Regions from separate parts of the Homo sapiens genome. Here region 2 is linked to region 1. The links are chromatin contacts, found by Hi-C or POLR2A ChIA-PET in ENCODE. All regions are on one chromosome and are shown on one strand. Each heading gives the region's core, a stretch centred on a gene start or an enhancer-like site at or near the end of the contact. The rest is flanking DNA. Distances are from core to core; before and after follow the strand shown. Region 1 has its middle 94 kb from the start of KIF5B. Region 2 holds the start of CCDC7 (coiled-coil domain containing 7).

Region 1 (7,477 bases), core at 2,899-5,398:
GAAAAACTCAATGGATGGGTTCAATAGCAAAACAGAGAAAATAGGCTGGAAAAAGAAAAGAAGAGATCATTAGAGACCTGTAGAAAATTATCAAAATATTTGTGTCATCAAAGTCCCAGGAGAGGAGAAAGGGGACAGGAAGTACTAGAAAAGTATTTGAAGAAATAATGGCTGAAATTTCCCCAAATTAGGCAAGATACATAAACCTAAAGGTTCAGGAAACCTAGAGAATCTCAAACAGGATAAAGCCAAAGAATCCATACCAGGACACGTCACAGTCAAATTCTGAAAACTAAAGAAAAACGAAAATATTTTAAAGCAACATGAGAGAAATACACCTTATGTATAAGGGAAAAACAATTCCAGTGGCAGCAGATTTCTCATCAGAAACCATGAGGCCAGAAGGAATTGGCACAGCATTTTTCAAGTTCCGAAAGAAAAGAATTGTCAACCCAGAATTCTATATCCAGTTAATATCGTCTTCAGAAATGAAAGGGAAATCAAGACATCCTCATATGAAACAAAACTAAGAGAATTTGTCACTAGTAGACCTGCTTTGAAAGAATGGCTAAAGAAAGTTCTCTTAAGAGAAAAGAAGTAATAAAAGAAAAAATATTGGAATATCAGAAAAGAAAATAATAACAACAAAAGTGAAAATAGGAGTAAATACAATAGACTTTCCTTCTCTTCTGGAGTTTTCTAAATTGTGTTTGATAGTTAAAGTGAAAATTATAACAATGTCAGATGTGGTTCCAATGCATGAAGAGGAAATAATTAAGACAATTATCCAATAATGGGGAGGTTAAAGGAATGTAAAGGGAGGTAAGGTTTGTACACTTCATTCAAACTAGTAAAATGTTGACACTAGAAGACTATGATAATGAGTAGTACAAGTGACATTTTTGTAGTAATGGAAAAGTCCTTTGTTTTGATTGCAATGCTAGTTACATGAATCTGATGTGGTAAAACAACAGAGAACCACACACACATACACACACATGCACACACACACATTGTCCCAATGTTAATTTCCTGTTTTTGATATTGTACTATAGTTACAAAAGATGTAGTTATTGAAGGAAATTGGGTGAAGGCTACACAGACTTCTCTGTACTATCTTTACAACTTCCTATGAATTTATAATTATTTTTAAGTAAAGATTTTTTTATAAAGTGAATGTAGTACACCTCGTTAAAATATGAATGGAAGGCAGTAGATGTTCCTAAAAATGAGGTTTTATATATATATATATATATATTTTTTTTTTTTTTTTTTTTTGAGACGAAGTTTTGCTCTTGTTGCCCAGGCCAGAGTGCAATGGTGCGATTTCGGCTCACTGCAACCTCTGCCTCCCGGGTTCAAACGATTCTCCTGCCTCAGCCTCCCGAGTAGCTGGGATTACAGGCATGCACCACCACGCCCGACTAACTTTGTATTTTTAGTAGAGATGGGGTTTCACTGTATTAGCCAGGCTGGTCTCAAACTCCTGACCTCATGATCTGCCCGCCTTAGCCTCCCAAAGTGCTGGGATTACAGGCATGAGTCACTGTGCCCAGCCGAGGTTATTTCTTAATCAGGACTTTTTTAGTTGCAAGTGGCAGACACCTGAATCAAACCACTTCAACCAGAAATTTATTAACACACATTAACTTCATCACTTAGTTTTGCTTCTGTCTGTGGACTCGTTTCACTTTATGCTGCAGCAGCCAAGCCTCCTCCAAGGAACATGACTAAGGATTAGCAATCTGAGAGCTTAAGATCCAAGAACAAGGGAGTCTCTCTATCCTTCCTAGCATGCAAATGTAACATTGGAGACCTCCAAATGTCTCCACAAGTTGGAGAACACTCCAATTTGCCTGGCTTGGTCACATGCCTATCCCTGGGCCAATCGCTATGGCCTGGAGGTAGAATGTTGTGAGTGACAGCCCTTCCCCTTGCTCCACCCACAAAATGGAATTGGGAAGGAAATGCTGTAATAGAAGAGGGAAGGGATGTTGGCCAGCAAATACACTGAAGTCCACTCCAGAGCCTCCAGTGTCCTGCAGGGATTACAGAAGTAAGAGAATAATGAGAGTCCCTCTTACAAATGGAATCATACGGCATTCTTTTTTTTGTGACTGGCTTATTTCACTTAGCATAATGTCCTCAAACTTCATTCATGTAGTAGCATGTGACAGAATTGCCTTCTTTTCAAGGCTGAGTAATATTTCATTGCATGGATGTGTCACATTTTGCTTAGCCATTCATCCATGGATGGACACTTGGGTTGCTTCCACATTTTATCTATTGTGAATAATGTTGCTATGAACATAGTTGTACAAGAATGTTAGGATTTTAAAAGGAGAGAAAGATCACAAAAGAACATAAAACATCCCATAAGGCCATAAGCAGTGGCTCACGCCTATACCTTCACAGCACTTTGGGAGGCCAAGGCAGAAGGACTGAGACCAGCCTGGCCAACGTGGTGAAACCCCTTCTCTACAAGAAGTATAAAAATTAGCCAGGCATGGTGGTGCATGCCTATAGTCCCAGCCACTTGCGGGGTTGAGACGGGAGGATCTCTTGAGTCCGGGAGATCGAGGCTGCAGTGAACCTGCACCGCTGCACTCCAGCCTGGGCGACAAAGTGAGACCCTGCCTAAAAAAAAAAAAAAAAAAAGAGAAAGAGAGAGAGAGAGATAGGAGTGTAAATAAGAGAAATGAGAGGGGAAGCAGCTGAGCTGGCCAATCATATCTCCTGGGCAAAGCCATTCCAGGTCCTGTGGGTGAACCAACACAGCTTCCAGGATGTATTTGAAATAAGAGTCAAAAGAGCTTCTGAAACTTCGAAAAGCTTTTGTGAAAATTCAAATTCTTGTGTTGAATTCAGAACCCCAGCAGGTTGTAGGCATATGGTAAACATGAGTGATTTAACTTCTAGTTAGAGGAAAAACAAGGTAAAAACCACAGGAAATTGTTTTTACTTCACGGATCCATTTCAGATAAGATAAGGCTGAATGAGGGAGCAAACTTAGAAATCAGATAAGGAGTCAAAAACAACAACAGGAATAAACCGAAGGGAAGGGCATGATGTCATGCAAGCTTTCTGTCATTCAAGAGAACATTTTGAAGGTCATCATCTGGTGTTAGTTGGAGTTTAATTTTTGCTTCTCACAGCAACTTGTATCAGAGAAAGAAAATGCTTCTGCACGCAGATCCCACAGTCCTCGGTGAGGAGGTTAGGCTGTGCTGTCTCTAGCGAGCAATACTCCTGTTAAGTGACTTGGTAAGCTGGGCGCAGTGGCATGTGCCTGTAGTACCAGCTACTTGGGAGGCGGAGGCAGGAGGATCACTTGATCCCAGGAGTTTGAGTCCAGCCTGGATACATAGCAAGACTCTGTCTAAAAAACAACAACGGCTGAGCGTGGTGGCTCACGCCTGTAATCCCAGCACTTCGGGAGGCTGAGGCCAGTGGATCCACTTGAGGTCAGGAGTTTGAGACCAGCCTGGCCAACATGGTAAAACCCCGTCTCTAATTAAAAAAAACCCAAACAAACAAACAAACAAACAAAACACAAAAATTAGTCGGGCGTGGTGGCGCACAGCTGTAATCCCAGCTGCTCAGGAGGCTGAGGCAGGAGAATCTCCTGAACCTGGGAGGTGGAGGTTGTAGTGAGCTGAGATCATGCCACTGTACTCTAGCCAGGGCAACAGAGTGAGACTCTGTCTCAAAATAAATAAATAAATAAAAACAACAACAACAAAAAAAAACACAAAAAGACTTAGTGGAATGGTTCTGCATGCTTCCTCAAATCTCCCAGGTGTGCCGGGCGTTATTGTTGACAGGTAGCTATTAAGCACCTCATCTATAAGAAATAAAAACAATAATGAGCAGGACCAAGGACTTCTCTTCATTTTTGTTTTTTGGTTTTGTTTCACTCTGATACTCTGTTTACAAATACAAGCATAAATGAAAATTGCCTGCATTTGTTGTGTAGCTACAGGACATCTTGCTAAAACTTTTGATCTCATTGCATCACCACAACAATCCTAGGAAGTGAGTGATATTATTATTGCCACCTACAGAGGAGGGCAGTGAGGTATGGATTCATGTGCAAGCACAGGCCTGACTCCAAAGGCTGCATTCTTAACTTCTTCCTCAAGGCTTTCTGCTGAAGAGGAAGCTTAGCTATTTTCTCCAAATACAAGGGAATCTGCTTTATTGCCTGTACACAATTGGCACTTTTTTGGGGTGGGAGGATAAGTTAAAGAGACCTTTGCATGAAGTTGTGATGTTCCCTACCAAATGTAAGTTAAAGTTCCCAATGACTTGCTGTTGGTTGTCAAAACAGAGATTAACAGTCTGAGTCATGGAGTCATTTATTTCAAATTTGGCTTCTGCGCCCATTGTGAAGTAATTTAAAAAATGGGCCACGGGCATGGGAATGGCTTGAGTGACGTCACAATTGGGCAATGTGATCCCACCCTGGGAGGCTGAGACCTAGATTCAAATGGAGTACTCGCCTGTCTGTCCCTTCTCTGCTACGGTTCAGGTTAGATGAGCTGCTCCCGTTGGTGGTTTTTATCTCTTAGCTACACAGCTGCCTGTAGCACTCTCGTCTTTCAGAATGAGTTGCCAACTTTCCATTCTGGCCGTCAGAATTAAAACAAAGAATCATCCTCCAAAGTCATCCAGGCCGGTTAGTTTTTTTCTCTCTCTCCCTTTTGGCATTGGTGTTTTAAATGGAAATCTGATTCACCTGTCACCAAAACACACAAGAGAGCGCTGTATCAGAGGTGCTGGACAAAATTTGTCTCCTGGTATCCTATTCAGGGGTGAGCACCCCACCTGCTGAAAAGGGAGCCTCAGAGAGAGGCCAGAGAGGCAGTTCCTCGGCAGGGGGTGGGGAGGTGGGTGGGTGGAATATCTCTGAGACCCCAAGGGAACATTTTTTTTTTTTTTGAGACAGGGTCTTGCTCTGTTGCCCAGGCTGGAATGCGATGGTGTGATTGCAACTCACACTGCAATCTCAGCCTCCCAGAGTTAAAGGCTGGGTGCAGTGGCTCACACCTGTAATCCCAGCACTTTGGAAGGCCGAGGTGGGTGGATCACCTGAGCTCAGGAGTTTGAGACCAGCGTGGCCAACATGGTGAAACCCCATATCTACTAAAAATACAAAAATTAGCCAGGCATGGTGGCGTGTGCCTGTAATCCCAGCTACCAGGGGGCTGAGGCAGGAGGATCGCTTGAACCTGGCAGGCGGAGGTTGCAGTGAGCCAAGATCGTGCCACTGCACTCCAGCCTGGGCAACAGGGCGAGACTCCATCTCAAAAAAGAAAACACAAAAAACAAACAAACAAAAAAAACCTCCCAGAGTCAAGTGATCCTCCCACCTCAGCCTCCTGAGTAGCTGGAACTACAGGCATGTACCACCACAATCAGCTAACTTATTTTTCAAGTTTTTTGTAGAAACAAGGTCTCCCTACATTGCCCAGGCTGGCCTCAAACTCCTGGCCTCAAGCGATCTTCCCACGTCAGCCTCTCAAAGTGCTAGGATTACCAGCCAAAGGGGACATTCTTGACCAGACGATGTCCCGAAGCACGGGAGTACTGGGCCATGTCAGTTCCGTGAGATTCGTCCTCTCTAGAATGAAACTGAGAGGATCAAGTGATATTAAATATAACAATATTAAGATTCAAAAAGTCTTTACCATTGCTCCAACAATCCCACTACTGGGTATCTACTCAAAAGGAAAGAAATCATTGTATCAAAAAGAATCTACCCCACTCATATGTTTATGGCAGCACTATTCATAGTAGCAAAAATATGTAATCAACCTAAGTGTCCATCAACATAGGATAAAGAAAATGTGGTATGTATACAGTATGGAATACTACTCAGACATAAAAAGGAATGAACTCATGACATTTACTGCACCATGGATGGAACTGGAAGCCATTATCCTAAGTGAAATCACTCAGAAACAGAAAGTCAAATACTGCACGTTCTCACTTAGAAGGGGGAGCAAAGCAATGGGTACCTGTGGACATACAGATGGAATATTAGACACCAGAGACTCCAAAGTGTGGGAAGGTGGGAAAGGGTGAGGGTCAAAAAATTACCTGTTGGGTACAATGTTCACAATTCAAGTAATGGGTTCACCAAAAGCCCAGACTTCACCACTATGCAATATATGCTTGTAAGAAATCTGCACTTCTATCCCCTAAATTAAAAAAAAAAAAAAAAGAGGCTGGGTGTGGTAGCTCAAACCTGTAATCCCAGCACTTTGCGAGGCTGAGGTGGAGGGAATCACTTGAGGTCAGGAGACCAGCTTGGCCAACATGGTTCAACTCTGTCTCACAAAAATACAAAAATTAGCTGGGCATGGTGGCAGGCACTTGTAATCCCAGCTACTTGGGAGGCTGAGGGAGGAGCATAGCTTGAACTCAGGAGGCGGAAGTTGCAGTGAGCCGAGATCATGCCACTGCACTCCAGCCTGGGCAACAGAGCAAGACTCCAACTCAAAAAAAAAAAAAAAAAAGAACATAGGTTGAATCAGTGGGTGCACGTGGACACACAGTGTGGAATAACAGACACTGGAGACTGTAAAACATGGGAGAGTGGGAGGGGGTGAGGGCTGAAAATTACCTATTGGGTGCAATGTTCACTATTTGGGTGATAGGTACCCTGAAAGCCCTGGCTTTACCACTACGCAATAGATGCATGTAAGAAACCTGCACTTGTAGGCCCTAACACTATAAAAATAAGCAAAAAAGAATACAGGTTTAAAGATGTAGGCACCCCCTGCTGACAAAAAAATCCCCACTGAAGTGTAAGCATCTGACCTAAGATCCTTTTCTGATATCAGATTTGGTGGTGGCAGGAACAAAAGGGCACCAATCCCAGAAGGGGGAGGCTAGATCAACTTTAGGTCACGACTTACTACTTTCCTGGTAAGTTTTACTTGCTCTAGAATACTCTAGTCTTAATATCTGCTCCCTTTAGGGTTATCAGTCTTGAAAAAAAAATGAAACATTTTTCAGTGTAAGTATGTCCCATGCAATATTTGGGACACACTAATATATCATTTGTTTTTCCATTGCTTTTTTTTTTTTTTTTTTTGGAGACAGTCTCACTCTGTTGCCCAGGCTGGAGTGCCATGGCATGATCTTGGCTCACTGCAACCTCCACCTTCTGGGTTCAAGCGATTCTCCTGCCTCAGCCTCTGGAGTAGCTGGGATTATGGGCACCTACCACCACGTCCAACTAATTTTTGTATTTTTAGTAGAGATGGGGTTTCACTATGTTGGCCAGGCTGGTCTCAAACTCCTGACCTCAGGCAATCCTCCTGCCTCAGCCTCCCAAAGTGCTGGGATTACAGGTGTTAGCCACTGCACTCAGCCTGAAATTCATATTTAACTGGGCATCCTGTATCTCACCTGGCAACCTTAGTTCTTTGATCTGAGAGTTTTCCACGGGGTATCTCACAGACAGAAG
Region 2 (7,477 bases), core at 1,355-3,854, 300 kb before region 1:
TTTGGAGAAGCAGTATCTAATGTTCAGAAGATCATCCGATATATATGAAGAGACCAATAATAGGATTTTTTTTATTTGCCAGAAACCATGGCAAAAGTTGATGGTATCCTGTTAGCACATTTATGCAAAACATAAATATCAATACCAAATAGTATAACATACTATTTTAGAGAATAAAATATAAAAACAAATAATAAAACTTACAGATGTTATAAATAAAACCACTTTGAATAAAGTTTTAAAAACTAATAATTTCTCAATTATTTTGGACATATGGACAGCAGATAACAATTGTTGATGTAATTATGGATTTCCAAAATGCAGATATTTCAATATGTGAACATTTATTAGGATTTTAACAAGTAGATGACACCCCGCTGGAAAAGAATCATATATATGTGTAAGAGACTACTCATAAAAAATTAAAATTAAAAATATATAATATATATGGGGCCAGGGATACATGCCCTTAAATATGTCTGACAAGCACAAACAGAAAATTCTCAAAAATAAAAATTCTAAACTAGGTTGTGAACAATAGAACGAAAATATCTTAATAGCACTGAAAATGTTTATTTCATCCAAGAATTATACAACTGCTTTTTTGTTTCGATGAAACACTATAGTTAACACTATAGTTAACTGAATGCATAGTTGCCAAGCATAATTTTTAAATCATAATCAAATATGACTTTGCAAAAATAACTTGTCACTAAAAATCCATTTGAAGGAAGAACACAATGCTCTCTTGGAAATTACTGATGATAATAGTAAATAAACACATTATAGAACTTGAACCAAAGCCCCTGCAAAATATTCCCTTTTACATTTTTCGTTTTTTTGAGACAGAGTTTCGCTCTTGTCGCCCAGGCTGGAGTACAATGGCACAATCTTGCTCACTGCAAACTTTGCCTCCCAGGTTCAAGCGATTCTCCTGCCTCAGCCTCCCAAGTAGCTGGGATTACAGGTGCCCACTGCCACGTCCGGCTAATTTTTGTATTTTTAATAGTGACAGGGTTTCACCACGTTGGCCAAGCTGGTCTCGAACTTCTGACCTCAGGTGATCCTCCCACCTCAGCCTCCCAAAGTGCTGGGATTACACGCCTGAGCCACTGTGCGCCCTGCTCCCTTTTACATTTTTCTCATGCCGATTGTGACACGATGCTTTCAGTAAAAATTAATGATACAAGCAAAATGATGCAGAAACCAAGATTAAATTTACAAAATTGAAAAGCCTCAAAAGAATTCTGAATAAATTACATTGCCAAAGAAACTCCATCAAAACCTTCAGGTCCAAGCAAACATCAAAAATTCCATCAAAACCATCAGGACCAGGAAACAGGACGTAAGAAGAGTGGCCAATGAGCCAATAAGTAAAACCAAAAGGTTATATATACATAGAAAGCAAGGAAAAGAAAATATCACCAAGGACCGAGTGATGAACTACGTCAAATGCTGAGTCAAGTAAAATGAAGACTAAGCTGACACTGGATTTGGCAACATGGAGGTAGGTCATTTGTAACCTGAAGAACGGCAACAATTTCAGTAGAATGATCGAGGTAAATATCTGACTTACCGTTCAAAAGAGAGGAAGTAGGAACAATGAATTGAATATAAGCACTGTAGAGAAATTTTACTATAAAAGGGAGTAAAGAAATACAGTATTACTAGAAGAAAACATGGTCAAGAGGAAAGTTCGATGGAAAAAAGAACAAGTGTATATGCTGTTATGGATTGCATTGTGTCCTCTCTCCCCAAAAAAGTGTGAGGGAGGGAGGGAGGGAGGGAGGGAGGGAGGAAGGGAAGAGGGGAAGGAAGGAAGGGAGGGAGGGAGGGAGGCAGGCAGGCAGGCAGGCAGGCAACGCTCACTTGGTGCAAAAAAAAAGAACCTGACAAATGCTCCGATGAAGTTCACATAAATACAAAAATAGTCACACGCAATGAATACTCGTATTAGCAAGCAAATATTTAAGGACTTTACATATTTAATTCATTTATCCCTCCTAACAATGCTAGGAAGTGGATGTCAGCATTACTTCGCCCAAGTGCATCCGTCCCTTTCCGCCACCACGACAAATGTTTTCTGGTTTCATCCTTCAAGGATTAACTTACATTCATTTCAAATCCTTTAATGATAAAGTGTACAAAATAGAGGAGAGCGGCAGGGGTTGGCAGGGGACGTAGGGAAAGGATGATTTGCCTTCGATCCTACATCCTGCATAAAAAGCAGCACAACCGCCACGGAGGCAGCCAGGCAGCGGGAAAACTAAGTGCAAAGCCAGGACTCTCCCGAAACCCTCAGGTCCTGCTAAGGGAGCCGCTCCCGAGGCTCCCCGCCCTGTGTACCTGCTGAGACTGTGGGAAGTCGGGTGACTGGGCGGTTTGGCCTTGCTGGCTCTAAGGTGAAAAACTATTTGCCTGAGGAAGATGACAATTCCGAGCCTGCCAGACTTCCTTCGAGACGGAAGCCTGAAAACTCCTCAGACTCCAGCACCTCCCTTTTACAAACTGACGTTTGTGCTGAAAGAAAAGGCCCGGCCTCTGCGCCCCCGGGCGGCAGCAAAGACCGCCGGGCACCCGCCGCCGGCGCCGGATGGGGCCGTTGAAGCCACGTCCCAGGCGCCCGACGCCACGACGCCTTGGCGCCGCCGGCGTCGCTGACGCTGCGAGCGTGAGCTGCGCGCCGAGAGCGGAAGAGGAGACGCAGTTTGGCGGCTGTGGGGATTTGCCGGAAGGTTAATAATGTCCATGGGCACATCGGCCTCCTCCTTTCTTATTCTCTCCCAAGTGTAATTCCAGGACGCCCCCTGAGCGCAGATTCATCCAGGCATTTGGCCTAGAGGCCCGCGGAGGAGAAATAAAGTACAGGCCTGGTAGGACCTTTGAGAACCTGGGCTTCAGCTACAAAACCAGAGCCCCAGTCCTTCATCTGCTGTCTCCTCAAGCTCTTTTCAGTGTATTGTGGAGTTCATTACCACTCTAAGCTCGCACGGAAGTGTACACCAGCTTCGTGATCTTAAAAGCAAAACAAAATCAAATGGACTAGGAATTAACTTGAAGCAGAGTTGTGACACTTAAGTGGTTTCTTGCCATCAGTTTCCACGCACTGCTTTAAGATGCAATTTTACAAGGTAGAGTTTTTTAGATAATTTGACCTCAAGAAATATATTAATTTTGTCTTTAAGTTGAACGAAGTAAAATGTTTTTAATATTTTAAAATATTAATTGATACAATTTAACTGTTAATAATGCCTGTGTGTAAATGAAAGGAATAGGAAAGATGGAACTAAAACTAAAAACCAGGAGGTTTAAAGGAGACCTTAGATTTGACTTAGTAGATTTCAACTATTTTCTAAAACTCTGAAAATTCATTATATCTAATTATTTCTAATTTTCCAGTAAAATCTGAATGCCTCACAAGAGATTCCTGAAAATTTATCAGCTCCCAAGAGCTGGTGTAGGCTAGCTCCATCACACCACTAGGAGTTACCATTGGGGTTGCCTGGAAAGGGAAAACAACACATCTTCTGGTGTACCAGAAATGTTCTGTCTTCTGCTCTTTCTGGGTGTGTTCAAAAATTCATGAAGGCAGGCTGGGCGTGGTGGCTCGCACCTGTAATCCCAGCACTTTGGGAGCCTGAGGCAGTGCATCACTCGAGGTCAGGAGTTCGAGACTAGCCTGGCCAACATGGTGAAACCCCATCTCTACTAAAAATACAAAAATTAGCCGGGCGTGATGGCGGGTGCCTGTAATCCCAGCTACTTAGGAGGCTGAGGCAGGAGAATCACTTGAACCCAGGAGGTGGAGGTTGCAGTGAGCCGAGATTGTGCCATTGCGCTCCAGCCTGGGCAACAGAGCGAGACTCCATCTAAAAAAGAAAAAAAAAAAAAAACATGAAGGCATATGCTTATTTATGCACTTTTCAGTATGTGTGTTTTATGTCAGTAACAAAGAAAATGTACATATAAATGATCAGATTTATTAAGCTTTCCACCAACAATTTTTTATTTTTTAAAGTTGGCAATAAAATTAAGAAAGTAGTTTAGAAAGAATTGAATTGCTAAATTCCAAATCTCCCAAAACCGTTGTAAATGAAAGGGATAGGAAAGATAGAACTAAAAGTCAGGAGAGATTAAAGAAGACCTTAGATTTGACAAAGCCAATTTCAGTTATTTTCTAGAACCCTGAAAATAGATTACATCTAGTCATTTCTAATTTTGTTGGTAAAATCTTAACGGTCAAGTTGTCAAGTTAGCATACATTAGCAAAACTCTCAGCATGAGTCTAGCCAAAAGTTCACCATTCATATCTGTGGCCTTAATAGCACAGCTAAGAACCACAGAAAAGTTATCAGTGCTGACAATGTAAAGCAAAGAAGTTTAAAAAGTTAATAAATTTAAGCATGTAATATCAAATTTTGCAGTGGTTTGAGTCTGTGACATGAATCGATTATTCTTTGAAAACAAACAATACTTATGAATAGAGAGGAACTTTTTCATCTGATGAAGGACATCTGTGAACTATCTCCAGCTAACATCATTTTCAATAGTGAAAAATTGATTTTTCCTTAAGATTGGAAGGAGGCAAGGATATTTGCTCTCACTATGTCTATTCAGTATTATACTGGAGGTCTTAACAAGTGCAATAAGGCAAGAAAAAGAAATAAAGGCATAATGATTTCAATGAAAGAAATAAAGCTGTATTCCCAGACAACATACAATTTCCAGACATCTACAATGAAAACTATATAACATTACTGAGAGAAATTAAAGAAGATCCAAATTAATGGAGATTATGTACCATATTAATGGATTAGAAGACCCAATATTGCTAAAATGTCAACTTTTTAAGTCTATGTCTATCAATATTTATCTACACATTAAATGCGTTTATGATCAAAATCCAAGAAGATTATTTTCTAGAAATTGGGAAAATAATTTTGCAATTTATATGGAAATGAAAAAGGCTAGAGCCAAAACAATCTTGAAAAAAATAAGCAAATATTTAAATGACATATACTACAGGTTTTCAAGAGTTATAAAGTTATAGTAAAATAGTATATTACACGAAGTTAGACAAAAATGGAACAAATAGAGGGTTAAGAAATATATCCACATATATAAAGTCAATTGATTTTAAACAGTGCCAGTGCACTTCAATGGGGAAAGAAAAATCTTTCCAACAATGAAAATGAAAGCTGATATCATTGAGAGAAAAAAAATTATCCATGACCCCTGCCTCGTGCCATACCTGAAAGTTAATTTAAATTAAATCATAGACTTTGTGCCATGGACACATACCATACATATTATCCTTCAAGGGATAATGTGAAGGGTTCTGCTTCCAGCCAAGATGGAGTAACAGCAACTGGGTTTATGTGAAGGGTTCTGCTTCCAGCCAAGATGGAGTAACAGCAACTGGGTTTATCCTCCTGTCTGGAATAAGTAAAGAATCAGACAAAATATATGAAACAATGAATTTTTATACCTCGGTTATCAGATAATGATAATGACCCCTGCATAACAGGAAACAAATTTAAGATGATCCCTATTATTTCCTAAGCTTACTCCCTGAAGACAGGTGGTTCCAAGTCATGATACAAAGAACAGAAAACCCAGGCAGCTTCTAGCGGTCTCTGAGTTGAGGGAAGGAGGTGTCCAGGAAGGCCAAGGAAGCTAGAGTTCAAAGGAGAGAATCCGAGAGAAGAAATTAAAGAACAAAGAGAGCTCCATAAATCTTCAGGGGACCCCTTTAGTCTTCAACTGGGTAATGATCACTGTATACATGTATGAAAACTATCCATGGCCAGGGAAAGAACCACGTGGAAGCATGATAGGATATGACACTCAGTGCCATGATAGGATATGATACTCAGTGCTCAGAATATTTCATGTTACCACCAGCTAGAGTCAAAAGTTTTATAATTTAAGGGGCAGTGAGTAAAGTGCTCAAAAGGGTTTTGCCTCAGGAAGGGTTCAAAAACAGTCTTACACTAAACACTCCTCTGGACCTGTCAAACAAAGCTTAAAAGTAAGATCTGAAAGGATTGAATGTTTCCAGTAACTTAGCTGAGACCCAAAACACAGCTCAAGAATATTTATAGGCATACAAAACCTTCCAGCACTCAATAAGATAAAAAGTTACAGTGATAACTACAAAAAATTGCTGAGAGAAAATAAAAAGACCTAAATAAATGAAGATACACTGTGTTCATGAATCAGAAGATTTAATAATGTTAGGATGTCAGTTCTCCCCAAATTGATCTATAAATCCAATGCAATTCCATTGAAACTACCATCAGGCTTTTGTGAAGCAATTTGCAACCTGACGCTAAAGTTCATTTGGAAATAGGAAGGATCTGCAATAGCCAGAATGACTTTTTAAAAGAAAAACAAAATTGGAGGTATACATTACAAGAAGTATAGTCAGGGAGCATTGAGTGCCCTGGAAATAAAGTCTTGTTTGCATTTATTGGGTATCCCCTTTCCCCCTACCTCCACCAAAATGGCACTCATATTACTCATGAGGCACAGGTTGACCATGCCTCCAACATGGCCTCCCAATCAACAATACACCTTAGGATTCCCAGTTCAGTTTGAATAATTGAGCATCCTTGTTTTTGTAGGTACCACATGATGGAAGTCAGTCCAATCTTTCCTATCCTGTTTCATCCACCACCACAAAATACCTAAGTGACAGCTATGGGACTATCTACAGGCAATACATACAAGCTGTTGACAAGTTTTTGCATGGAAAATGAAGAAGCTGAGACCATTCACTGCTGTTTCTAATAGACTTCTCAGAAAGAATAAGAGAATAGTAATCAAATTGTGGTCAAAGCCATCTAACAGAGGATAACAGACCCAGGAATCAGTTAAATTCAAGGACTTGAAACAGTTTGCAAAAGCTGCAGCAGGGCATTTTCCTTTGTGAGGGAAAGCTCCAGGATCAGTTCTAAAAGACAAAAGAATATTAATACTAATGTCCCTTTATCCCCCAGTGCCTTTCCAAGTGCTTAGGTCTCAGTCTCTCTCTCTCTGTCTCTCTCTCTCTAACACTGCCACAAAATTAATGTGTCCCATTCTAGTAACTATAACCTCTTTCCAATCATGCTTCTAATCTCACCTAAAATTTTCATCTGGAACAGTCAGTCAAGAGCAAGAGTGACAAGGGAATTTTTATAAAACATATAAAAACCCATTATGTCCCTCACTTGTGGCTTTTATGGGTCAGTGTCAGGGGACTAGGTGGAGAGTATCAACCCAAAGCAGGATAGTAAGGGCCTGAATACTAGACATTGCTTCATCTCTGGTTTCCCGTGGCAGGTTCTCTGTCTCAGGAATCTCTTACTGAGAGGGCCAGGTACACTTACAGCAGCCAGCGCCTACTCCAAGAAAACTCGTACTGTCATCTTCAAAAAGATCTAATATTGGCCTGATAGAATTCAGGAGGAGTTGAGCTATAAGAGGTTGCCAT

What was found. A loop is a pair of places that touch in the nucleus more often than their neighbours do. ChIA-PET counts read pairs that join two places held with the same protein, here RNA polymerase II (POLR2A). Pooled maps may share reads with other maps.
Region 2: a loop to region 1 is called in a pooled map, with 5 times the contacts of the local background. The contact joins the promoter of CCDC7 here to the enhancer-like site in region 1. A Hi-C loop is called at or near these places in 1 of 37 single-sample maps with no recorded cell type and 5 of 50 pooled maps. POLR2A ChIA-PET finds 5 or more read pairs at or near these places in 2 of 52 experiments (CD4-positive, alpha-beta T cell and GM12878).

The regions. Positions count from the first base shown.
Region 1 is chr10:32,146,427-32,153,903 of GRCh38, reverse strand. No RefSeq gene overlaps it. Among named protein-coding and RNA genes, the nearest start is that of KIF5B, 94 kb to the right of the region's middle. Within about 2 kb of position 4,148, at least 16 of the 41 ENCODE cell types and tissues checked have a DNase peak (open chromatin) inside an H3K27ac peak, as active enhancers do; they include GM12878, where a contact is called at or near this core.
Region 2 is chr10:32,441,267-32,448,743 of GRCh38, reverse strand. It overlaps CCDC7 (coiled-coil domain containing 7), which reads right to left and starts at 2,604. Exons shown (of 44, transcript NM_001395015.1): 1 at 2,347-2,604. It overlaps LOC101929431 (a long non-coding RNA gene), which reads left to right and starts at 2,688. Exons shown (of 3, transcript NR_120660.1): 1 at 2,688-3,131; 2 at 6,627-7,477. RefSeq lists a silencer at 2,434-2,663 and an enhancer at 2,734-3,053.